Regions from separate parts of the Homo sapiens genome. Here regions 1, 2 and 3 are each linked to region 4. The links are chromatin loops, found by intact Hi-C in ENCODE. Cell type or tissue: PC-3. All regions are shown on one strand. Each heading gives the region's core, and the rest is flanking DNA. Links, peaks and the distances in the headings are about the cores only.

What was found. Hi-C counts contacts between places; a loop is a spot of excess contacts. Peaks named below come from ENCODE experiments on the same cell type or tissue, not always from the same donor. Only the 100,000 strongest peaks of a DNase experiment are listed, where the experiment ranks them.
Region 1: a loop joins it to region 4, with 2.9 times the contacts of the local background. A loop is called at or near these places in 3 of 110 quality-filtered maps.
Region 2: it touches region 4 in a loop (7-fold over the local background); 7 of 110 quality-filtered maps call a loop at or near these places.
Region 3: a loop joins it to region 4, with 4 times the contacts of the local background. A loop is called at or near these places in 2 of 110 quality-filtered maps.

The regions. Positions count from the first base shown.
Region 1 is chr1:68,172,657-68,176,656 of GRCh38, reverse strand. The region is part of intron 2 of WLS (Wnt ligand secretion mediator); the gene reads left to right. The region is part of intron 9 of GNG12-AS1 (GNG12, DIRAS3 and WLS antisense RNA 1); the gene reads right to left. Among named protein-coding and RNA genes, the nearest start is that of MIR1262, 9.0 kb to the left of the region's middle. In PC-3, for the core only: no CTCF peak of the experiment used is centred there; DNase peaks (open chromatin) are centred at 1,716 and 2,386; H3K4me3 peaks cover 1,035 bases; H3K27ac peaks cover 560 bases.
Region 2 is chr1:68,117,858-68,121,857 of GRCh38, reverse strand. It overlaps GNG12-AS1 (GNG12, DIRAS3 and WLS antisense RNA 1), which reads right to left. Exons shown (of 10, transcript NR_040077.1): 8 at 617-733. It also overlaps a transcript of WLS not described here. Among named protein-coding and RNA genes, the nearest start is that of MIR1262, 64 kb to the left of the region's middle. In PC-3, for the core only: a CTCF peak has its summit at 1,504 (motif pointing left); DNase peaks (open chromatin) are centred at 127 and 1,487; H3K27ac peaks cover 70 bases.
Region 3 is chr1:68,318,051-68,325,916 of GRCh38, reverse strand. No RefSeq gene overlaps it. Among named protein-coding and RNA genes, the nearest start is that of WLS, 89 kb to the right of the region's middle. In PC-3, for the core only: a CTCF peak has its summit at 4,632 (motif pointing right); a DNase peak (open chromatin) is centred at 4,636.
Region 4 is chr1:68,380,726-68,388,591 of GRCh38, reverse strand. No RefSeq gene overlaps it. Among named protein-coding and RNA genes, the nearest start is that of RPE65, 65 kb to the left of the region's middle. RefSeq lists an enhancer at 3,333-4,532. In PC-3, for the core only: CTCF peaks have their summits at 3,885 and 5,316; DNase peaks (open chromatin) are centred at 2,231, 2,599, 3,401 and 4,021; H3K4me3 peaks cover 2,846 bases; H3K27ac peaks cover 4,000 bases.

The DNA of each region.
Region 1 (4,000 bases), core at 1-4,000, 210 kb after region 4:
AAAAGTGTCCATATTAGAGAAAAAAGATGAGCTGCTGAAAGACAGAGGGCCTGGTAGGTGAGTTGCCTTGATGACCAGCTAAGAAATTTGGAGTTTGTTTCTTAAGAAAAGGAATTGAACATCACATCTCTAGTGCTGAAATAAAATGTGGAATTCAGGATTTGAGACTCGTAGCTTGTCCTTTGAATTATACAGCAGCTGAAAATCGTGTTTCTTTTTTTCCCATCTGGACTTCTCACTTGGTGGTTTTCCCAACGGGAGGGCATCTGTGAACCTTTTAATGGGAGAAGTCATCAAGCTGGGTTAGGGCTGTGCTCCCAGGGCTGGCTTCGGAGGCAGGTAAAATCTGACTCCCTTTTGCTTTTCAGCTACAGACACAGCCATTGCTGCCACCACCAGCTGGGTGACTCGGAATCTAGGGGTTGCCAGTAATTGTGGGTTTAAGTCACAGAGGAAAAAGATAAGAGGAGAGCCAGGCTGGTTTTTCCACAATTAAATGTTGCCTCTCAGGCTTCTCTGTTGGCAGGAATCCAAGAGGTCAGGAACCACCAGCCATATTATTTTTGTCCCTGGCTGCCTGCTCTCATTTGTATCCCCTCCTCATTCATGGGAACGAAGAAAAGGTGGGTTGGAAATAAAAAAGCTTGTTCTAGCCTACTTTTTCCTTTACGAAACTTGTCAGAAACAAAGCTTTCCTGTGAAACAGACGGGATCCCTTCTAGTAGCTGGCTTTTCCTGCAAGCGTTTTCTGTCTCTTCTTTTCTTTCTGCTGGCAGCACAAATGTATTTTCCGGGTTAGGGGTGTTACCATTGTTGAAATCTACTTTTCTCCTTGTATAGTCATGCTGGTATGCGGTGTTATTTCTCAAGCACTGCCCTGTAGTCTGGTTCTCTGGTATTTTTGTATTTGTTAATTGTTTAACTCTTCCATTAGTCAAACTCAACTTGTTATCCTTTGTCACTCAAACTCCATTATAAGTGCCCTGAGGACAGGCATGGTTTTATAGCTCTTTGTTTTGGCCTCAGTGCCTTAAGTATAGAAGGCAGTCAACAGCTGGAGGTGTTTTAGATTTCTACATTCATGAAATATTAGAACTAGAAAGGATCTTAGTAAGCCTATGATCCAACTGTAGTATTTCATGAAATAATACATTATGTAAAGTGACTTACTCAAATTGTTTGGCTAAATAGTGGCCTTTTTAGAGCAAGAAGCGGGTGTCCTAACTTTCCTACCCCATGACTGAGAGACATAAGGGGAAAGTACTTGAGCTGCTGAGTCAGGCAAACCTGGGTTCTCATTTTGCCTCCCTCTCACATTGGTAGCATGGCCATGGGCCTCAGTTTCCTCACTTTGAAATTGCCTGTGATGGTTTCCATCTGGCTGGCATCTGCATGGGTGAAAATGTCTACACATAGTAGGCAGTAAAAAATGTGAGCTCTTAGGAATCATTGTTTTATTTCTTTTAAAAATACTTCATTTATAAGAAAACATATTTCTGAGATCTTTTCAGCATCAGAAAATGGTGCCCGATTGCTCTTGGTGAGAACAACTTTGGAGGGAGAACAGGCCAGTAGGCCTCTTTGATGGAGATTCAGCCTAGAATGAGCTAGAAATAGAAATTAGTCCCACCTACAGGACATAAAGCTCATGGATGTAATGCCTTTTCCTTTTCCCAGTTGTCCCTCCATATAAGGGAGTTTGGGTTGATTAACTCAGCAGTTAGTAACACAGCCCTTATCTTACTCACACTCAGAAGAGGATGTGGAGTAGTGGAGGAGGTCACCAGGCCAACAGGCCCAACTTGCTTCCTACATGATAGGAACATCAATGGTCATAAACCATTTGATGAGATAGGAGAAGCCAAGGGCTGAGGGAGGAGATGGCATTCGGGGCAGGTGTGTGGAGTGATGCATGTAGAGACCAACGCAACAGTGCTAGCGTGACCCGAAAGGAAAGAGCAATGATTTTAAGGGAAAGGCTGAGGGTGATGGCTGGAGAAGAAGAGCAGAAAGGGAGTCCAGCTTAACACTCTTGTGTTGTGGGTGGCTTTTATTGAGGGAGGAGCAGCAGAGTTCTTCCGCAGCTCCACCAAGGGTCATGGTTTTCCATTATGCTTCCCATTCTCTCACACACACATATGCTTCATCCACCTTCTTTATAGTATTATGAATCTGTCCATTATCTGGAACCCCGGGTGGCAGTAGAATATTGTCCCACTGTCTCCTGGAGCCCAACTCGAGGAATGTCCTGGCTGATTGATCAAGGGAAGGACCTTATCTTTAAATAGAACCCCAAAGCTGAGTGCAATAATTCCCCACATAAGCCGTATGAAACAAATACTTCGTGTGAATAACACTGGCCTGACTCCAGCAATAACACAGCTGTTGAAACAGCTTAGTCACCAGGGCGATGGAGGTATGCAGTGAGGGAATGTTGGGGTGCCGTGATCTGACATTTAGCTGGCTGGCAGCAGCGCTGAGAGCCAACATGGAGCTGCGGGAGAGCTGCAGAGAGAATCTGCTACCCGTCCACAGGCATTATTCCCTTGTTTCTTTTGAAGCCCAACCGTAATCCCTTCCCTGGGCAAGGCAGACTGAGGAGGAAAACAGAAAACATTTTAGGACTGAAGGGAGGGAAAGAAATGGTTTGCTTCTTTTAGACACCTGGTTTCTGCCCCTTAATGATGCATGTTTATTTCCTGGATAACTTTTTTTTAAATGCCCCAGGCTAGGCAGAGTATAATTTAGATATGGCAAAGGGGGAAAAAACTCATTTATTTATCTTGCCTAGAAAAACGTCATGACTCTTCTTAGCTTACTTGTGTCCAGGGGATGTATGAAGAAGTCAGCAGGGAAAGTCCTGGCCCTGCTGCCTAATATTGCCTGAATCTCTGTAGCGGTTCATCTGCCAGAGCTCTTGTCTGAAGGACTCTGGGTAGATCTGGGCAAAATACTTAGCTGGTTTCGTCAGGATTTTGGGAGGACTAATAAACTGCCATGGAGCGACCCCATCCCTCTGCCAGCTCTTTGAAGAACTGACCTGTGTGTTTTTTCTTTATCCTGGACTCCCTCTGCACTGTTTGTTTTGGAAGTTGTTAAGTTAAATTAGCCATCCCTTTCCTTTCCTGGTTACTGTATGACAATGCAGCTGTCAGTCTGTGAACTCTGCCATCATCTATTTTTAGACACAGTGTGAATGAAGCTGTCTTCTCTAATTGCATTCAGAGAGAGAGAGAGAGAGAGAGGGGCACGCAGGTAGATTTTCACAACGATCAAATCAGCTATTCTAAATGCTCTGTGTACTGACAGTGTCCTGGAGAGAAAGCAAAGAAACCCACTGTGTGTTTTCCTCACTTGCTTTCAGGTTTGTTTTCTTTCCACATTGATGTTGATTATGGTCAAATAGGAAAGTGCTGTTGCCACATTTGCTTTCCAGTGTTTTAACACTTGCTAACTTAGATGGTTCTGAGTTCTCTAGCTTTGTTAGCGAAAGATTGGTTCATCATTGGGTTCAGATTCTTTGGTAAACAAATTCCTTAGAAAATATCCTCCTGGCAGTATTTTCCACAAGGTTAAATCGTCTTAAGCACACTGAGAACTGTGTTAGCAGTGGGCCTCAGTTTCCTTAGGATGTCTCTTTGTCTACCTGGCCCCCCATCCCAGTCCGTCTTCCGCACAGCTGCCAGAATCTCCTCCTTTGCTTTAACATCCTCTAAGCAAAATGCTGCAGCACTCAGGGCAAGCTTCTTCCCTTTGTCATTAGACCCTTCCTGTTCTCTAGCCTTCCCTGTTCCCTCCAGTCCCTCTCACATTCCCTGCCATATTGAATTAGTTGCTTTCCCTGCTATTTTGTGCTTATGTGACTTTTTATACATGGGGCTTCCTCTGCCTGTAATGCCTTTTCCTATCTCGCTGCCTAGTGAACTCCTATTCTGCAATTCATTGGTAAATATCACCTCTTCTCAGTAGGGTGAGCCAGAAGATTGTGTCTTCTGTGCTA
Region 2 (4,000 bases), core at 1-4,000, 260 kb after region 4:
CCTAGCATAGTGTGGGAATTCAATCAGGAAGAGTCGGTGAGAGAGTGAACACACTTGACTAATCCCCATCTCTCTCTGCTGCGTGACCCTGAGTTATTTGGGACCCATCTTCTTGATTCAAGCTGACTCATCAGGATGTCAGTGCAGTTGGTCAGGCTCAATTTGCTGGTGTGTCCAGACATTCATGAGCCTGTACTTTGTCTTCTGTATTTCAAGGTCCTTTTTATCCTGTAGTGCTCCGGGAACCATCTGACTTCTGCAGGCTGTCTCTCCATCATGTTTTGATACGTGATTGATTTTGTTGCATGGGGATAACTTGGTTTCTGAGATGACATTAGCAGCCCCTTTTCTGCTGACATCGGGGGGCCTTCTAAGCATGTCTTGAAGTGTTCAGAGCTTCCTGTCTCCTGTGACAACACACTGATCTCTCAGGGAACAATGCCCTTCACTATTGAGACCAGACCTTTCCTTTGTGACTTTTCCTTATTTGGATTGATGGAACCCCTTTTTGTAGGGCCTGCCCCACTCAAGTCTTCCCTACCCCAGGCTCAGCATCTCAGCTCCTGAACCCCTCCTCCAGACATGGTTTCTAGAAAGTTCTCCCATTACTACTTACCTGTTAACTGCATCCTAGCTTCTCAGGGTTCCAAAATATGATGTTCAGATGGCAGGACTGCTCCAGCTGGCACAGATTAGTGTGAAAATGTCCCTTCCTGTACTAGGGCTTGATGTCCTAGGAAAATGGTACAGGATTTTTAAAAATACTCACTTCTTACTTTTTTGCTTCTCATGACCAAGCAACCACTAAATACTTAGTTTTAAAAATTTGTATTACCAATACCTTCTCTGTATTCAGCAATATTTTTGACTTAATGGTAGAACTTTACATATATCCCTGTTATGTATATTTTTTCCCATACACCAGTTAGGTTAAGGGACATCTTTAGCTTTTAAAAAAGTACAGTTCGAAATATAAAGTAAAAGCAGTTAAGTCTTTTCCAAGTACAAAGTGAATTGGTTCCAATTGCTAGAGAATTTACAAATATATATTCACCTGAGGCCAGAAAAAGCTCCTTTGGCCTAGGCCTCTCTCCTTTATCAAGCTCTCTCCATCACGAGTGTGCACATGTGCGCGCGCGCACACACACACACACACACACACAGAACTTAACAGCAGTGATGTGTGTTGTAATATGCAACTTTGTAAGTTACATATCACTCCCCAATACCACCTTCTCAGTCACGGAGTAGAGATCTTACTTCACAAGAAGTGAGACTCAGAGAGGTGAAGTGACCTGTGCAAGGTCACCTATTACAGTGCCAGAGTTGGAACTAAAGGAACTTCAGTCTGTGAACTTCAGTGTCTTTCCAGTAGCATATTTGCAGCAGAAGAGTCAAGAATGTTGTGAGCTGCAACTCTCACTAGAACCAAATGACCTTATTGGGAGATGTTAGTCCAGCCTTAAAAACAAGCTCTTCACCTCCATGAATGGCAAGTGTCTGCCCTCTTCAGGCCAAATCGAGAATGACATCTATAACTGAGCAAATCCTCAGAACCCAAGTCAGACCTTGGATTATTGCTTTTCAGTAAGTTCTGGTCCTGGCTGTGTCTCTAACTCTTGCTGTGGGACCCTCAGGGAAGCTACCCACCCCCTTCACCCCACCTGAATGAGATGATTTCTGAAGTCCTCAGCAGCCCTGATTCTAAGCCTCATAAGGAAGAGTAGGTGTTAATGGCATCCTAGGGCAATGGTAGGCGCCTGATGCAGATCTGCTGTGAGCCATGTGCTGGCATCACAGGGGTGGTTTATTAATTTCATTTATCATCTGGACAGCCCCTTCTTATAACGTACATCCTTGCCTCTTCTGAGGCTCTAAGATCCCCAAGGTGGCTCCTGTATCCAGAAACCCCTTGGCCTTCCCTCCCAGTTAAGCAAGATCTCTCTTCAACTCAGGGATGCTGAGAGATTGAAAGTGAACTACACACAGGAACAGCCAAGATAGGAGTTATTTCTATAGCACCATGCTTGGCTGATGTTCTTTACACGGAGTGGGCAGGATTTTTAAAACAGCGTTTGTGCCTTTTAGCCTGGGCTCCTCCTAAAAGCAGACTCTGGGACAAGGATTTGTGTGCAAGTAGCTGGCTTGAAAGGTGATTCCAGGAAGCACTGAGGTGGCATGGAGAAGCAAGGCTGAGAAGAAGGGAATGCAAAGAACAGCCACCAAGGTGCACGGCCAGGGCCTCTGTCAAGCTGTGAGGAACATGCTGCAGAGTTGTCCCCTGGGGCTGAGGAAGCTGTGAGAGAGAGCCACTCCACTCCCATCCTTTGTAGGTAGAGGGCCACCGCCAGGCTCTTAGCTACTTGGAACTAGGGCCAGCTTGAGGAATATGGGTGAGGCACCCATGGCCTCTGCTACATTGTTTTTAATCCAGTCTCAAAAACAAAATGGTCCTATCACAGAAACTCTGCAAAAATACATGAAAGAGTAAAGAAAAACATGTAAACATTTTACAATTACTCTATCCAAAGATAAATACTGTTAAAATGTCAGTATGTTCTTACACAAGTTTTTCCATGCATATATGTGTAGATTTATATACATTAAGATTGTATTATACATAGAAAATAAATTTCTGGACAGTTATATAACCTGCCCTTTTCAAAATATATCTAGGAAATCTTTCTATGTTATTGTGTTGTCTTCTATAACATGATTTTCATGACTTTACTATTATAGTCTCTAAAAAGGATGGTTCATAATTTTTACTGGACATTTCAGTGGTTTGCAAAGTTTGACTATTACAATATATGTTGAAATGAGCATCCTTGGATATAAATCTTTTTTGTACATCACTGATTGTTGCCTTAGTATCAATTCCTAAGAACTACTGGGTTAAAGATCAATTATTCATTCAATAAGCATATGTTGAACATCTAATATTGGGCCAGGTGCTTTTTTTTTTTTTTTTTTTTTTTTTTTGAGACAGAGTCTTGCTCGTCACCCAGGCTGGAATGCAGTGGCGTGATCTCGGCTCACTACAATCTCCACCTCCTGGGTTCAAAGTGATTCTCCTGCCTTAGCCTCCTGAGTAGCCTGGGATTACAGGCATCTGCCACCACGCCCAGCTAATTTTTTGTATTTTTAGTAGAGATGGGGTTTCACCATGTTGGCCAGGCTGGTCTCGAACTCCTGACCTTGTGATTTGCCCGTCTTGGCTTCCCAAAGTGTTGGGATTACAGGCGTGAGCCACCACAACCAGCCGGGCCAGGTGCTATTGTAAGCATTTGGGGCAGATCAGTAAACAATATCCCTATCATTGTGAAGTATATTGGTGTGGTAAAGGAAGGCGGGAGGGAGGAGGCAATAGATAGTAAGGTGATAGCGATGAAGGCTACACAGAAAAGCATTTATCATGGACACCTGTAAGCATACAGAGCCCTCCAGAACTGTGCCAACAGCAGAATGAGAGAGGCTGTGGCCCGCATCCTCACTGACACTACGTAGTTTTGAAATTTGCAACTTCAAGATGCAGAAATTGAATTTTGCATTTACTTCATTACCAGTAACACTGAGCATGTTTCATGTTCCTATGACTTGATATTTTTAGGTTGTCAGTTCAGATTCTTTATCCATTTTCTTGAGAGTCTGATTTAGTATATTTATCTTTTGTCTGTTACACGGGTAGCTCAACTTTTCTCCATTTGTCACTAGCTTTTATTTTGATTTGGATGTTTACCAGGATATAGAGCTTTTTTCTATGTAGTCAACCTGTACATTTTTTCTTTTATAGTTTCTAGTTTTGCTTTCATGCTTAAAGAAATATCCCCTAAGATAATAGGTCACCCACATTTTTTCTAGTTTTAAAAATTCTGTTTTTTTTTTCTCATCAATTCATATAGAATTTGTTTCCCAGCTGGAAGACCAATTAAATATTTTTTCCAGACAGTTATCCTAGCATGATTTTTTGGATCATAATTGGGAAGGACAGGATCTAGCA
Region 3 (7,866 bases), core at 2,343-6,342, 63 kb after region 4:
GGTTTCTCCTTGTAAAACCATCAGATCTCTTGAGACTTATTCACTACCATGAGAACAGTATAGAGGAAACCGCCCCCATGATTCAATTATCTCCCACCAGGTCCCTCCCCCAACACATAGGAATTATGGAAGCTACAATTCAAGATGAGATTTGGATGGGGACACAGCCAAACCATAACAACATTGAAAATCAGGGACAGTAGTTTGTTTGCTTTTTATCCCTAACACCTAGGACAGTGCCTGGCACAAAGTTGGTGTTTAACAAATACTTAAGGAAAGAGGAAAAGAAACATTACACCTCTAGAAGAAAGTGTAAATTTTCCAAACAATTGAATTACAAATGAATGCCAGAATATCCATCATCCACTGAATTTGTGTCAATGATATATAAATTCAACTTCCAGATGTAGTGGTTAAGAGTGTCTGGGTTAATAGAATACTATGCAGTCATAAAAATAATGAACTCATGTTGTATGCAGCAACAAGGATGCAGTTGGAGGCTGTTTTCCTAAGTGAATAAACACATAAACAGAAAACCAAATACCACGTGTTCTCACTAATAAGTGGGAGCTAAACATTGGATACACATGAACATAAAGATGAGAATAATAGACACTGGGAATGGCAAAAAAGGGAAGGGGGAGTCCAAGGGTTGAAAAACTACCTATTGGGTAGTATGTTCACTATCTGGGTGACAGGATCAATAGAAGCCCAAACCTCAGCATCATGCAACATACCCTTGTAATAAACCTGCACATGTACCTCTTGAATCTAAAATAAAATAAACTGGGGGGGAAGGGGAAGAGGAGAGGTGGGGATGGTTAATGGGTACAAAAAAATAGAAAGAATGAATAAGACCTACTATTTGATAGCACAATGGGGTGACTGTAGTCAATAATAACTTAATTGTACATTTAAAAATAACTAAAACAGTATAATTGGATTGTTCATAATACAAAGGATAAGTGCTTGAGGGAATGGATAACCCATTCATTCTCCATGATGTGATTATTATGCATTGCATGCCTGTATCAAAACATCACATGTACGTCATAAGTATATACAGCTACTATGTACTTACAAAATCAAAAATTAAAATAAATACATAAATTCTAAAAATTACAAAAGAGTGTCTAGGTTAAAATGCTATTTTTCAGCTTACTAGTTATATGACTTGATTACTTACTGTAGCAGACTGAAAATACTTCTAAATTTGTTGATTTTCTTCATATTTAGAGGTAGAATCTAATTCCCTTTCCCCTGAATGTTGGCTAGTCTTAATGACTGGCCTGTGGCAGAAGTCACCTCCTGTGGGTTCCTAGGCTATTTGATAAGAAGCCTTATAGCTTCCACTCAGACCTCTTGGACAACTTGCCCTGGGGCACCATGTTGGAAGTCCAACTACCCCGAGGCCACTATGCTAGGAAAAAACTCAAGCTAGCCCTGTGAAGTCACCATGCAGACAGAGATGCCTGGCCAGCCCCTCACTATTCAAATCATCCCAGCTGTAGTCCTAGACCCCATGGAGCAGAGTAGCACTGCCCGTCAAATTCCTGCTCCCCCAGAAACATGAGATAATGGCAATAAATTGTTGTTTTAGGTCACGAAGTATTGCAGTAGTTTGTTAAGTGGCAATAGATGATGAAATACTCCACTGTGTCTCTGTGTTCTTGTTTGAAAGTGGGGATACAACAATTTTCTACCTCTTTGCATCACTGTAAGAGTTAAATGGGTTAGAACTTGTAAAGCACTTAATGCCTGGCCCAAAGTAAGTGCTTGTACATATTAGATGTTATTATTTTAAAGATGTTATTTTTTATTTCTATAGATCAAAACAATTTTGTTTTGGTGAAATTAGTGATGGCTCAGAGCTAAGGTACATGATGATCTTGATTAATAGGTCACATTGTGAATTGGATGCCTTTGGTTGACTTTTTAGTTAGCAGGACTTGATTCAGACCCTGTGTAAGTAAGGTGATCTCTTGCTGAAAATCCACGTGTCAAGGGCGAAGGAGCAACCCCTGCCCCAAATATCAACTTAATCATCTTCCTAAGGCATCTGAGCTTTGCCCTGGGCAGAGGAGAGAGGCTTCCTAGTACGCTTCCAAATGCCTCCATTTATACTGCTGTTTTTTTGCCTTTTCCATACTGGCATAATTTGACACTAACGGGAAAAAGCTCTTGAGGATGAAAACTGTTGGTCGTTTCTCCCTGTGAGCTTGGAATCCAGCTTCAGAGGAGGAGAAACACAAACATGACACTAATGGACTTCCCTTGTTCTCAGTTCTTCTCATTTCAAGACAGCAGTGCCCTTGGCCTCCGGCTCCTGGCTTCAGATCCATTAGTGCCGGGCAAATGAGCCATGTGGTTTCTCTCATCTCCTGCCCATAAACCACCACACATACCTCTCTCCTGACCCTTCCCTCTAGTTAACATTGTTTAACACACTCAAGGACACAGTTGCGGTTCTTTTATTCCTAGAAAAGCAAGACGTGCTAATGCTTCCTGTGCTGGCCACCTCGGTGGCGACTCAAAGCCACAGCCTGGGCCGTTTGATGCTTTCTATTTCGGAATGGTATTGATAGCCTGTTACTGAGTGCCTCGGTGATGAAAAGCGCCCCTGGGAACCCGCTGACACGCCTGCGTTCCTCCACTGACTCAACCTGGCACAGCAGTCACTTCACTCTCCCTGGACTTCCAGATGTTGCAAGGCCTTCTCCAGGGCAACATCAGGGCTCTGTGCCCCTGGGAGGAGGAACTGAGGGGCAGAAAAGGGATGGAGAACTCAGACACACACACAAGTATCCTAACTCACGAGGGCATTTGTGTGCTGGGCTGGATATTTAACCAGCACCTGAAGTAATGAAAAGTGTTTTGGTTTCAAAACACCAGACCTGGGTTTTAGGCCTCATTCTGCCTTATACTAGCTGTTTGAGTTTTGGTAAGCTATCTAGATCTCAGCCTGCTTATTTGTGTAATTAGCACAGAGGGCTATCCTGACAGTTGGACTAGATGGAGTTTTGCCTTTATGCAGCGGAGATCTGGAAGGGCATACAGATATCAACCATTACCAGGAAGAGCCCAGTTTTCTTGTAGCTGGGTCACAGACACATTTGGAATCCAGAGGATGCTAAAAACAGTTCAGCTGCTGTTCTCAACAGGCTGCCTTTGAGTCCACACAGAATTTACCTTCTCTGTTTCCTCCATACTTTCTTTTTCTTTTCTGTCTTCTCCCCTGGGTCCTAGTTAAGGATAGAGTCTGACCGTCCCTTTCCTCTGAGCCTGGGACAAGTTCGACTCCAGGAGCCTTCTTAGTGGAGCTCCTGAAATGAAACAAGACTCTCTTGTTGATCCTAACTGCTTCTCTTAGCAAAGCTTTGAGGTGAGATCTGAGAATGGGAAACGAGTGAGAATGGGACCACATTAAAGGGACAGAGAAGTGTACCTTGGCAAAGATTAGCACATAGTAAGTATTCAGTAATGCCCTTGCCTTTCTTTAATTTTTTTTTCACCTAGTTTTCACTTTTATTCTGTCCAGGGTAGTTCCTTGTGCTCTCAGTTCAATTTGGATGTTTTCTTATCTGGACATATCTTAACATCTGCAGATGATTTTCCAAACTTGAGGGCTTGTAAACAATTCTGAGTCAGTTGTGGTGGATCATGCCTGTAATCTCTACGAAAATATGTTGGCTTTTTTTTGTTGTTGTTGTTTGTTTTTTGTTTTGAGACAGAGTTTCGCTCTTATTGCCCAGGCTGGAGTGCAATGGCGCGATCTTGGCTCACTGCAACCTCCACCTCCCAGGTTCAAGTGGTTCTCCTGCCTCAGCCTCCAGCCTCAGCATGTGCCACCATGCCTGGCTGATTTTGTATTTTTAGCAGAGATGAGGTTTCTCCATGTTGGTCAGGCTGGTCTCAAACTCCCGACCTCAGGTGATCCGCCCACCTCGGCCTCCCAAAGTGCTGGGATTGCAGGCATGAGCCACCATGCCCAGCAAAAATATTTCTTAAAAATTAGCTGGGTGTGGTAGTGCGTGCCTGTGGTCCCAGCTACTCAGGAGGCTGAGGTGAGAGGATCCTCTGAGCCAGGGGAGGTAGAGGCTTCAGTCAGCCATGATTGCACCACTGCATTCCAGCCCAGGTGACAAAGACCCTGTCTAAAAAAAAAAAAAAAAAAATTTCTGAGTTTTTCATAATTCTTTTGTTTCTTAAAGCAAATTGGTCCAATGACTAGATTCCTCCATCACAGTTAATTAATTTTTTTCTGGTCCTTATTTCTAATATCTGGGGTGGATTTCCACTGATATAAAGAAAGCTGAAGACAGATCCCAAAATTCACTATGCCCCTGAAATTCTATTTTGTATCTAGAAAAATCTAAAATCCTTCAGTGCTCTAGAGTTTCAGTTTAAGAAAGCTCTCAGCCAGTGACTATACAGGGACAAATATAGAACAATGACAGCAATTACCAGGACACTGCCCCACTGACAACATAAAAAAGTAATGTCATAAACCTATGGACACAAACCAGTTTTATGTCAAGGAGCCCCGACTCCAGGGTTCTTCTGTAAAGCAGGAGAGGGCCATTAAGCCCTGGGCTTAGCCAGACATCCTCATCCATGGGCCAGGGTGAGCCGCCAGAGGGCAGAGCCGTGGCAGCAGCAAGACAGCTAGCCAGCACACTCCGCAGCTCCTGCAAATATTTAACTAAATCTTCATTCTAACTCTCCAACCGACTAAATGTGTGACCTTGGGCAAGTTGCTTAAGCTCCCATGTCTCAGTTTTCCTCACGTGTAAAATTAATAAAATCTAGGCCAGGAAGTGTTATGGAAGTTAAATGAATTTATACATATAAAACTCTCAGAATGATGCCAAGCAAATAACAAATAACATATAAGTGTTTTCTGGTATTACTGTTGTTCTCATCAACTATTTTGATTACATTTTTAAAAAATAGTCTTTCTTCTAAGCTAACACAATTTAAAATTGGAGGTTCGCACAAGTCAGTCTCTTCCTTGTCTTTCCTAACTTATTCATAGATTTTATTATTATTATTATTATTTTAGAGATAGGGTCTCATTATATTGCCCAGGCTAGCTTTGAACTCCTGGGCTCAAGTGATCCTCCAGCTCAGCCTCCTGAGTAGCTAGGACTACAGGTATGCCCCAACAAACCCGGCTTTTGATTCATAGATTTTTTTTTTTAAAGTCGATTCCAATTTCCCATTCCCCATGTGTTGTATAGGGTGTCAGCTGGGAGCGTGCAAGTCTGAGGGCTTCAGGCTTTGCCACTGTGTGACCTGGGGCAAGGCACCTGGCCATCTGCTCCTCCCTTTTCTCCCATATGAAGTGGAAGGCTCATGCTAGGTTACCTGTGGAATCAATTCAGCCCTCAGGCCAGGAGAACAGCAGGGCTCCTTCAGTGCTGCATCCCTGTATTTCTCTTTCACTCCAGATTCCAAGCAAGGCTGAAGGCAGCCTATTTTCAAACTGCTCAACTCTCTCAAGAGAGGAAGAAAACCTGCCTTCAAACATAGCTCGCTGACTTTCCCCAAGATAAGCAACCCCCTTCCCAAGACTCTCTGATTATCAAACATGTCAGCAGTATTCTAAGAATCCTGTATAAAATAAGCAAACCAGTCCTCCGGGAAGACCTGAGGGACTGCTTTGAACAAGGGAAATGAACCTTAATGCATAAATGGATACATCCTCATTAAGCTGCAGATGCCAGGAATCACTGGGATGCTGACCCCTGTGCGGGAGGTACTGCACCTCTGCAGGTGGCAGGGTCACCAAGGAGCATAATTCTCTACCCCCTGCAGAATACTTGCCTGGAATATCTTTATATTCTCCGGGTGATGCCTGTAGAATTTTTTCTTTCTTTCCTTTAATCTCTCCTTCCAAAGTAGTCTCGAGCCCCTGCTATGCGCCAGAGACTGTGCTTACTGACAGTTACATAAGGAAGATTAAGACATGCTTCTTGCTTTCAAAAAATTCACACATCAGTAGGAAAAACTAAAATGTAAAGAATTCTATAACACAATGCCAGGCTAAATCTGGTTCCCCTGTTAACACTCTAATAGCACTTAGTACTTTCCTTTTCTATCACTTATCACAAGTTGGTAAATGCACTTGTATATTCCATTAATTAATATCTTACTTCTGCCAACCCCCCTCTCACATTGTAGACTGTGACTCCTTGAGCTAATATATACTTAGTAATTATTATATACCAGACACTGTCTTAAGTGCCTTATATATATTATCTTTCAATCTTCACAACTACTTTAAGAAGAATATACTAATATTCTTATTTTACAAATGAGGAAACCAAGACAGTAACGTGCCTGAGGTCACACAGCTGGTAAGAGTCAGAACCAGGTCTTAAACAAAAGCGGTCTGGCTTCAAATCTCTGTTCTCAGCTCTCTATTAAAGGGAAGATATCAAGACTCTTTTAAAGGTGATGGATAAGTAGGTGATACAGCCTAGAAAGATTTCCTTCTAAAATTGTTAAATTTCAATAATGTAGGTAAGCTTCCTTTGTCTGGAAAATCCATTCATATGGAACTCCTTAATTCCTACTATCAAACCCAATTTAGGCTTTGTGTATACAAAATATAAAGAAGAACAGGAGATAAATGGTGGCACTTAGATCAGAAAAAAAGAATATTTATTGCAAAACAAGTCTATGTGTATTGAAAAATACTGTTATCCTAAAAGCAAAAGGCTATATATTGTCATTTCTCTGACTTGATCTAAATTTAAGATTATGAAAGCCAAAGAAAATTGATCAACTATTTCCTAAAGAAAGAGACCCACCTCCACTGCTGTAATAATCCAATTCATTAACCCATGGACAGCAGGCACTTCTCTGGTAGACGCTTGTTATCATCTCATCAACTAAAAATGCAAATGTCTGTTAAAAATAAATGAGATTGGCAGCTGGGCATGGTGGCTCACACCTGTAATCCCAGCATTTTGGGAGGCCGAGGCGGGTGGATCACCTGAGGTCGGGAGTTCGAGACCAGCTTGACCAACATGGTGAAACCCCGTCTCTACTAAAAATACAAAATTAGCTGGGTGTGTGTGGTGGTGCATGCCTGTAATCCCAGCTACTAGGCAGGCTGAGGCAGGAGAATCACTTGAACCCAGGAGGCAGCGGTGGCAGTGAGCCGAGATCACGTCATTGCACTCCAGCCTGGGCAACAAGAGTGAAACTCTGTCTCAAAAAAAAAAAAAGAGATTGGCTGGGCATGGTGGCTCACACCTGTAATCCCAGCACTTTGGGAGGCCGAGGCAGGTGGATCACTTGAGATCAGGAGTTTGAGACCAGCCTGGCCAACATGGTGAAACCCTGTCTCTACTAAATATACAAAAATTAGTTGGGTATGGTGGCAGGCACCTATAATCCCAGCTACTCAGGAGGCTGAAGCAGGAGAATCGCTTGAACCCAGGAGGTGGAGGTTTCAGTGAGCCAAGATAGTGCCACTGCACTCCAGCCTGGGTGACAGAGCGAGACTCTGCCTCCAAAAATAATAATAATAATTTTTAAAAATGAGGTTCCTTAATGCATCCGTGTAATTTAAAGACATATTAGATTTCTAAACTGTTTAATTGTTCTGTGCCTTTTAAAAGTATAACATGAAGACTTTTTGTCTTGATGTGTTAAATTCTTGTTTGTAGTTTAAAGCCTGACATGACACCAGTTAGGTTTAAACCCTGGCTCTCTTACTAATTATCTACGTAGATGTGGGCTGTTGGTCCAGTTTAGTTAACTGCAAAATTAGAAGACTGAATTAAATGATTTGTAAGATTCTTTTGTCCTCCCCTAACATATTGAAATTTGAAAACTTTGTTTATATCTTTGTAT
Region 4 (7,866 bases), core at 2,085-6,084:
GAATCCTGGGCTGCGGGCATTCCTTGGCCCAGTGGCCAGATTTCCGGCACATGTAGCAAGCTCCTGGGGGAGGAGGTTCTGGAGGAAAGCCTGGCTGCTGTGGTTCAGGCATTTGGAAGTTCTTGTGTGCTGGAGATGTGGCTGGGGTTTGTCTCAGAGTGGAGGCAAGGAATTGCAACTTTTTTCTGTTATTGTACACCTTGAAGATGAGGTTAATTAAGTCCTGTTGTGGGGATTGAGGGCCAGATTCCAATTTTCGGAGTTTTATTTAATGTCGGGAGCAGATTGGGTAATAAAATGTATATTGAGAATAAGACGGCCTTTAGACCTTTTAGGGTCTAGGGCTGTAAAGCATCTCAGGGTTGCTGCCAAACGAGCCATGAACTGGGCTGGATTTTTATATTTGATGAAAAAGAGCCTAAATGCTTCTGATTTGGGATAAAGAAAAAGGAGCATTAACCTTGACTATGCCTTTGGCTCCAGCCACCTTTTTAAGAGTAAGTTGCTGGGCAGGTCGGGGAGGGCTAGTCACGGAACGAAACTGTAAGCCGGACCAGGTGTGAGGAGGGGAGGTGATAAAAAGATTATAGGGTGGAGAAGCAGAGGCTGAGGAAGAATTGGGACCTAGCTCGGCCCGGAGAGGAGCAGCCTTGGGAGGAAGGGAGAGGTCAGATGGGTCTGTAGAAATGGAAGATTAGAAAGACTAAGCGACGCTTGGGGTTGGTACTGAGGGGACAGGTGGGAGGGAAAGAAGGAAGATTTGGGACGAGTTGCACTGGGCACAGAGACTAGGAAGGGACTGATGTGTAAAAGAATGCCTGGACGTCAGGCACCTCAGACCATTTGCCTATTTTACGACAAGAATTATTTAGATCTTGCAGGATGGAAAAATTCAAAGTGCCATTTTCTGGCTATTTGGAACTACTGTCGAGTTTGTATTGGGGTCAAGCGGCATTGCAGAAGAAAATAAGCATTTAGGTTTTAGGTCAGGTGTGAGTTGAAGAGGTTTTAAGTTTTTGAGAACACAGGCTAAGGGAGAAGAAGGAGAAATGGAGGGTGGAAGGTTGCCCATAGTGAAGGAGGCAAACCCAGAGAAAAGAGAGCGTAGAGACATGGAGGGAAGGGGTTCAGGGGTTCTTACCCTCCTGAAAAGCGGGAAGGGGGTTTGGGGCACGGAAATAAGGGATAGGGGCACAGAGATAAGAGGTTGGGGTGTGGAAATAAGGTATTGGGGGTTCTTGCCCCCTAGAAAAGCAGGACTTGTCACTAAGGGTGAAGGAGAAGGGGTTGAGGGGTACTTGCTCCTCCCCCAGAAAAGCGGGACTTGCCGCTAAAGGTGAAGGAGAAGGGGTTGAGGGGTACTTGACCCTGCCCCAGGAAAGCGGGACTTGCCACTAAGGGTGAAGGAGAAGGGTTTGAGGGGTACTTGCCCCTCTCCCAGAAAAGCAGAGAAGGGGTAGAGACAAGGAGAGAAGGGGTTGGGGTACTTGCCCCTTCCCCAGAAAAGCAGAGAAGGGGTAGAGACAAGGAGAGAAGGGGTTGGAGTACTTGCCCCTTCCCCAGAAAAGCAGAGAAGGGGTAGAGACAAGGAGAGAAGGGGTTGGGGTACTTGCCCCTTCCCCAGAAAAGCAGAGAAGGGGTAGAGACAAGGAGAAAAGGGGTTGGGGTACTTGCCCCTTCCCCAGAAAAGTGGGACTTGCCGCTAAGGGTGAAGGACCAAGGCAGGCGTCCCTGCGTGGTCTGATACCTTTGAAACGTGGGTGAATAATCAGAGAGACATCCCTGCAATGATTAAACACCAAAGGAAGGCTGCTTTCCCAGTCCGTGACCGGCGCCGGAGTTTTGGGTCCACGGATAAAACATGTCTCCTTTGTCTCTACCGGAAAATGAAAGGAATTGAAATTAAGAGAAGGGAGAGATTGAAGTGTGGTGCCAAGATTGAAAGGAGAAAGAAGTTGAGGGATAGTGAGGGAGGTTGGAGAAGAGAGTAAAAAGAGGCCGCTTACCAGATTTGAAATTGGTGAGATGTTTCTTGGGCTGGTTGGTCTGAGGACCTGAGGTCGTAGGTGGATCTTTCTCATAGAGCAAAGAGCAGGAGGATGGGGGATTGATCTCCCAAGGGAGGTCCCCTGATCCGAGTCACGGCACCAAATTTCATGCGCCTCTGTGTGAAGAGACCACCAAACAGGCTTTGTGTGAGCAATAAAGCTGTTTATTTCACCTGGGTGCAGGTGGGCTGAGTCCGAAAAGAGAGTCAGCGAAGGGAGATAAGGGTGGGGCCGTCTTATATAGGATTTGGGAAGGTAATGGAAAATTACAGTCAAAGGGGGTTGTTCTCTGGTGGGCAGGGGCGGGGGTCACAAGGTGCTCAGTGGGGGAGCTTCTGAGCCAGGAGAAGGAAATTCACAGGGTTAATCACTCAGTTAAGGTGGGGCAGGAACAAATCACAATGGTGGAATGTCATCAGTTAAGGCGGGGCAGGGCCTTTTCACTTCTTTTGTGATTCTTCAGTTACTTCAGGCCATCTGGGCGTATACATGCAAGTCACAGGGGATGCGATGGTTTGACTTGGGCTCAGAGGCCTGACAGTACTTAGATCAGTTCCTATCACAAAATGGGTTCACTGTAAATGTTAGCTAGAAGCATTACAAACTGAGGACAGGGTCACAACTATATCAGATGGGATTGTAATTGATTGTTTACCAGGTCTATAGTGAATTTTTTTAAACAAATACTAGGAAAATTCATAGCAATAGTGCCTACCTAGTTCTGGTTGCTCAGCATAGTAGATGCAAAAATACTTAATCTGGTTAAATTATATGATCTTACTTTGTCAGGTAGATTGTTTGGGTATGGATTTGTAATTCCACACAGTGCTATTACCAGTATACAAGAATCTTTGGTTTATTTTAGTGTAAGTTATCTTAACTTTAAACTAGTTTTTTAATTAGTATTCCCTCTTGGTATTGTTACCAGAAAGGGGTCCTGATCCAGACCCCAAGACAGGGTTCTTGGATCTTGCACAAGAAAGAATTTGGGGTGAGCTCATAGAGGAAAGTGAAAGCAAGTTTTAAGAAAGTAAAGCAATAAAGAATGGCTACCCTATAGGCAGAGCAGCAGCTTGGGCTGCTGGACTAAGGAGATACTTATAGTTATTTCTTGATTATATGCTAAACAAGAGGTTGATTATTCATGAGTTTTCCAGGAAAGGGGTGGGCCATTCCCAGAACTGAGGGATTCTCCCATTTTGAAGCCATACAGGGTAACTTCTTGACATTGTCATGGCATTTGTAAACTGCTGTCACTGCACTGGTGGGAGTAACTGTTAACATGCTAATGCATTATAATTGGCATATAATGAGCAGTGAGGAGAGCAGAGGTCACTTTCATCACCATCTTGGTTTTGGTGGGTTTTGGCAGGCTTCTTGACCACATAATGTTTTATCAGCAAGGTCTTTGTGTCCTATATCTTGTGCCAACCTCCTATCTCATCCTGTGACTAAGAGTGACTTAACTTCCTGGGAATGCAGCCCAGTAGGTCTCAGTCTTATTTTACCCAGCGCCTATGCAAGATGGAGTTGCTCTGGTTTAAACGCCTCTGACAGTATCATATAAAATACATTCAAACCCTGTTACTGTGGTAAGAAAAAAGTTACTCCTTGATAACAAGTACATACTAAGAAAAATACAGTTATCCCTACATATTAGATAATTGTGAATCTGCACCAATGGTTTACTAAATGTACACCCACCTTTGACCTAAAAGTATCATTGACTTTTCATTTATCGGCAGTGAATCATTACAGCACAAGAGCATCTTGTGGACTGTAGATGGGAATAAAATGAACTAAAGGAAATGACCTAGTAAAAAAATGTAGTGAATGCCTCTGTGTAATTGCTAAAATACCACCACAGGAGGGCCCAGTGTCTTTCCTTGAGTGCAGTGTGTTTCTGGAAGACCTTTAAGCCTGGAGACTCCCAAGGACAAGCACATAAAGGAGATGAATCACTTTCCAGTTCTCATCAGTGAATCATGGTTGAGATCACCACTACTTAATTTGAGCTTTTCAAACATATGAGTCACCACACAAGTTCCTGCATTCTAAATTAGAATGAGAACAGATTTCGTGATGTTGGATCAAGTAGCTCTTAAGGGCAGTTTGCCTGGGCTGGAAGAATGGGTACATTAGATGTATTCCAAACAGCCAGCTTGGGCATGAATACACTGCCCCATCAGCTTTCTGGGAACTGGCACAATAAAATCACTTCCTGAAGTTAGAAGGTAGAGAGAACTCCAACAAGGGTATAAATAGTGCACAGAGTAGTTCTGCTAAAACGACAGGATCCAGAGACACTCTCAGTCTTGGAAATCCTACCAACAAGGATTCAGGTACTTCCTTCTTTTATTAAAGACATTAGTGTTTTCCATTGCCTCCTGTAGTCTAAGTTGTGCTGTCATCCTGAGAGTGTTCCAAAGCCACACGGATACCCTACCTGATTCTCCAGACTCCTTTGGCTTCCTTAGTGTTAATGACCTTCTTCTCCTATCTCCCATTTCACATCACACATACTCCACGTCCATCCCAGTTTGCTATACTTCTATCATTACTTGGAATTATTCTATCTCCTAAATATTAAATTCAAACACTCCATTCACTAACTGCAACCTTTCTTCCAACATTCTCATTCAGTTACTCCCAGTCTATTATTTCTTCAGCCTCTTCAGGACTTCCAGATCCTCTCCTCTTTCTCCCAATATCAGCCCTTCTTTTCTGTAATTATTTTGCAATAATAGTTGTTACCATAAGGGCACTAACAAGTAAGTCATAGCAATTAACAACAATAGCAACTAACATTTATTGAGTTGTTCGTTTATGCCAGGCATTGAATTAAGCACTTATATCATTTAATTAATGCCTTACATCATTTAATTCCCAGGACTACTCTATGAACTAGGTTTTGAGGACCGTAGCCCAGCCTTCATGTTAAGCTTTGCTACATCTTGAACAATTTTACACTCCTCATCATTCTAATATAACTACTCATATGAAATGCTTAGTCATTATTCTAAAACCTAGACCAATGTGGTAAGGGTGGCACCACTGGCATAGTAAGAAATTGTACCTGAAATCTACACTAGTTAGACCAAGGAAATGGAGCTTAACTAAAGGCAGTTTTTGCAGCCTTATAAAGTAATTATACGAGCGGTTGGGAGTGACATAATTTGAGGTATTAAGAGACTTGGTAAGCTCCTGCTTATGGCCTCCTGCAACCTGCAACCTGAAAGGACCTCAACCTGGACAGGCAAAATGCCATCTCCACCAGCTGGGGCAGTGTTCTGTAAAGAACAGGAGAAAGTCAAGAAGCCACACTCACCTCATCTCCCTTGGATGAGGTATATGAGCATCCAATGCTAAGAATGCATCCTTTGCTCTTATAATATCCTTTGCTCTTATAAGCTTATACCAACTCATAAACAACATAAATTTATTTCTCATAGTCCTGAATTACAAAAAAAAATCACCCAACCCCCAGTGCTAACCTTAGTGTCCAGTGGCACTTATAAGGTGCTAAATGATTACTTGTTGAACTGTTTGTTTTATTGAGATTTCAACCCTTTGACAGTATATACTAATGAGGTATCCTTCTCACAGATTCTCCCAGAAGGATAAAGCAATAAGAAGCTTGAACCTAGAGCTATCCCTCTTTATTAAGGGCTTTTTAAAAATTGGAATTCTATCTGTACTATAAATTTCATTTTATTACTGACTCACAAGATTGTTCTATAAACCTCTGGCTAGACCGATTTTATATGATTTTGTAAAAATGTCATCTCTTCTATTTAAAGAATATAAATGCATAGAATTATACACATAGTGTTACATAGACACACACACTAGTTTTCTATTGTTGCATAACAAATTACCCCAAACTTACAACAGTAAATAATACAGATTATTAGCTATAGTTTCCATGGGTCAGGTATCCAGCATATTGTAGCTGGGCCCTCTGTTCAGGATCTCAAAGGTTGAATAAAATCAAGATGTCAGCTGAGCTATGTTCTCATCAGGAGACTCTGGGGAGGAATATTCTCCTGAGCTCATTCAGGTTGTTGGCAGAATTCAGTTCTTGTGGTTGTAGGACTAAAGTCTCCATTCTCTGCTAGCAACTGTTGCCCAGGAATCAATCTCAGCTCCTAGAGGTCACTCAAATTCATCAGTTTGTAGGTTCCTCCTTCTTCAAGCCATCAGTGACACATTGAATTTCTCTCAGGCTTTGAATCTCTGACTTTTGCTTCCCCAGTAAGCCAGAGAAAACTCTCTTGTTTTAAGGGCTCTATGTAATTAGGATAGGCCCACGTGGTTGACATCTTATTTTAAGGTCAACTGATTAGTCACCTTAATAGCATCTGTAAAATCACTTTTTCATGTAACATAACATAATAAGGGGGTGACAATAGAGGGCAGAGATTAAGGGGCTATTTAGAATACTGTCTTCCCCAAATTCCCATTAGAGTATCAACTCAAAATCAAAAATTCTCATCTAAATCTCAATGGCTCATATGCCCCCAATCCCATCACGTAAATCATGTAGAAATCAGGAGAGGATGGGGCTCTAGGGTAACCCATAATAACAGTCCCCAGGCACAATTCCTCTCTATCTGTGGACCTGTAAAACTAAAGAGACATGTTATGATCTTCCAGTACTCCAAACATACAATAGTGGGGCAAACATAGGATAATAGTTATACACATTGCAATTCGAAAAAGGCATAATATTTATATTTCACTGATGTCATGGCACTTTTAGGAAGAAATTGGTATTCCGCTGGGCACTGATACTGAAGATGTGCTCTGGGTCACCCCTACCTATTTCCTACCCACTCACCACTTCTCCCCACATGCCTGCCTTTTCCTTCTTTTCTCTGGCAGGATGAGGCGGGCAGGTCTGGGTATAGGAGTACCCAGGAGTTCCCAACTATGGGAACTATGGCTATGCTAACAGTGAGTATAGTGCCTGTGAGGAAGAAAATGAGACTCACTGAAAGTCTGAGAAGCAAAGTCACTGCTACAAAATCTCTTTCCATTGAAGTGGACCATGAAGCTAAAAATCAAAATAAATTATTAGCTGAAATGGACTCATGATTTGATTCTAAAGTGAGGTGATGCAAGTAACTGTGAGTTTGGAATTTGTTCCAATTAATGGCTTGAAGTACCATTTTGATAAAAATCAGCATCAAAACATTCTTAATTTTCAAATACTATGACCTTTTCCATTGAAGATTGCTGAACTTTGCTTATTTTATAAATTGCATTAGATAATACAGTGCTCGTTGTTTTAGTTTTATTTTACTTGTTTATTTTTGAGACAGGGTGTCACTCTGTCACCCCAGCTGGAGTGCAGTGGTGCTATCATGGCTCACTGCAGCCTTGACCTCCTGGACTTAGGTTATCCTCCCACCTCAGCTCTCTAAGTAGCTGAGACTACAGGCGCGTGCACGCCACCAAGCCCAGTAATTCTTTTTTTTTTTTTTGAGATGGAGTTTTGCTCTTTTGCCCAGGCTGGAGTGCAGTGGCACGATCTTGGCTCACTGCAACCTCTGCCTTCCAGTTTCAAGTGATTCTTCTGCCTCAGCCTCCCAAGTAGCTGAGATTACAGGCATGCACCACCACACCCAGCTAATTTTTTTTGTATTTTTAGTGGAGACAAGGTTTCACCATGTTGGCCAGGCTGGTCACGAACTCCTGACATCAAGTGATCCGCCTGCCTCGGCCTCCCAAAGTACTGGGATTACAGGCATAAGCCACTGTACTCAGCCCAAGCCCAGTAATTCTTTATATTTTTTGTAGAGGCAGGGTGATGTGG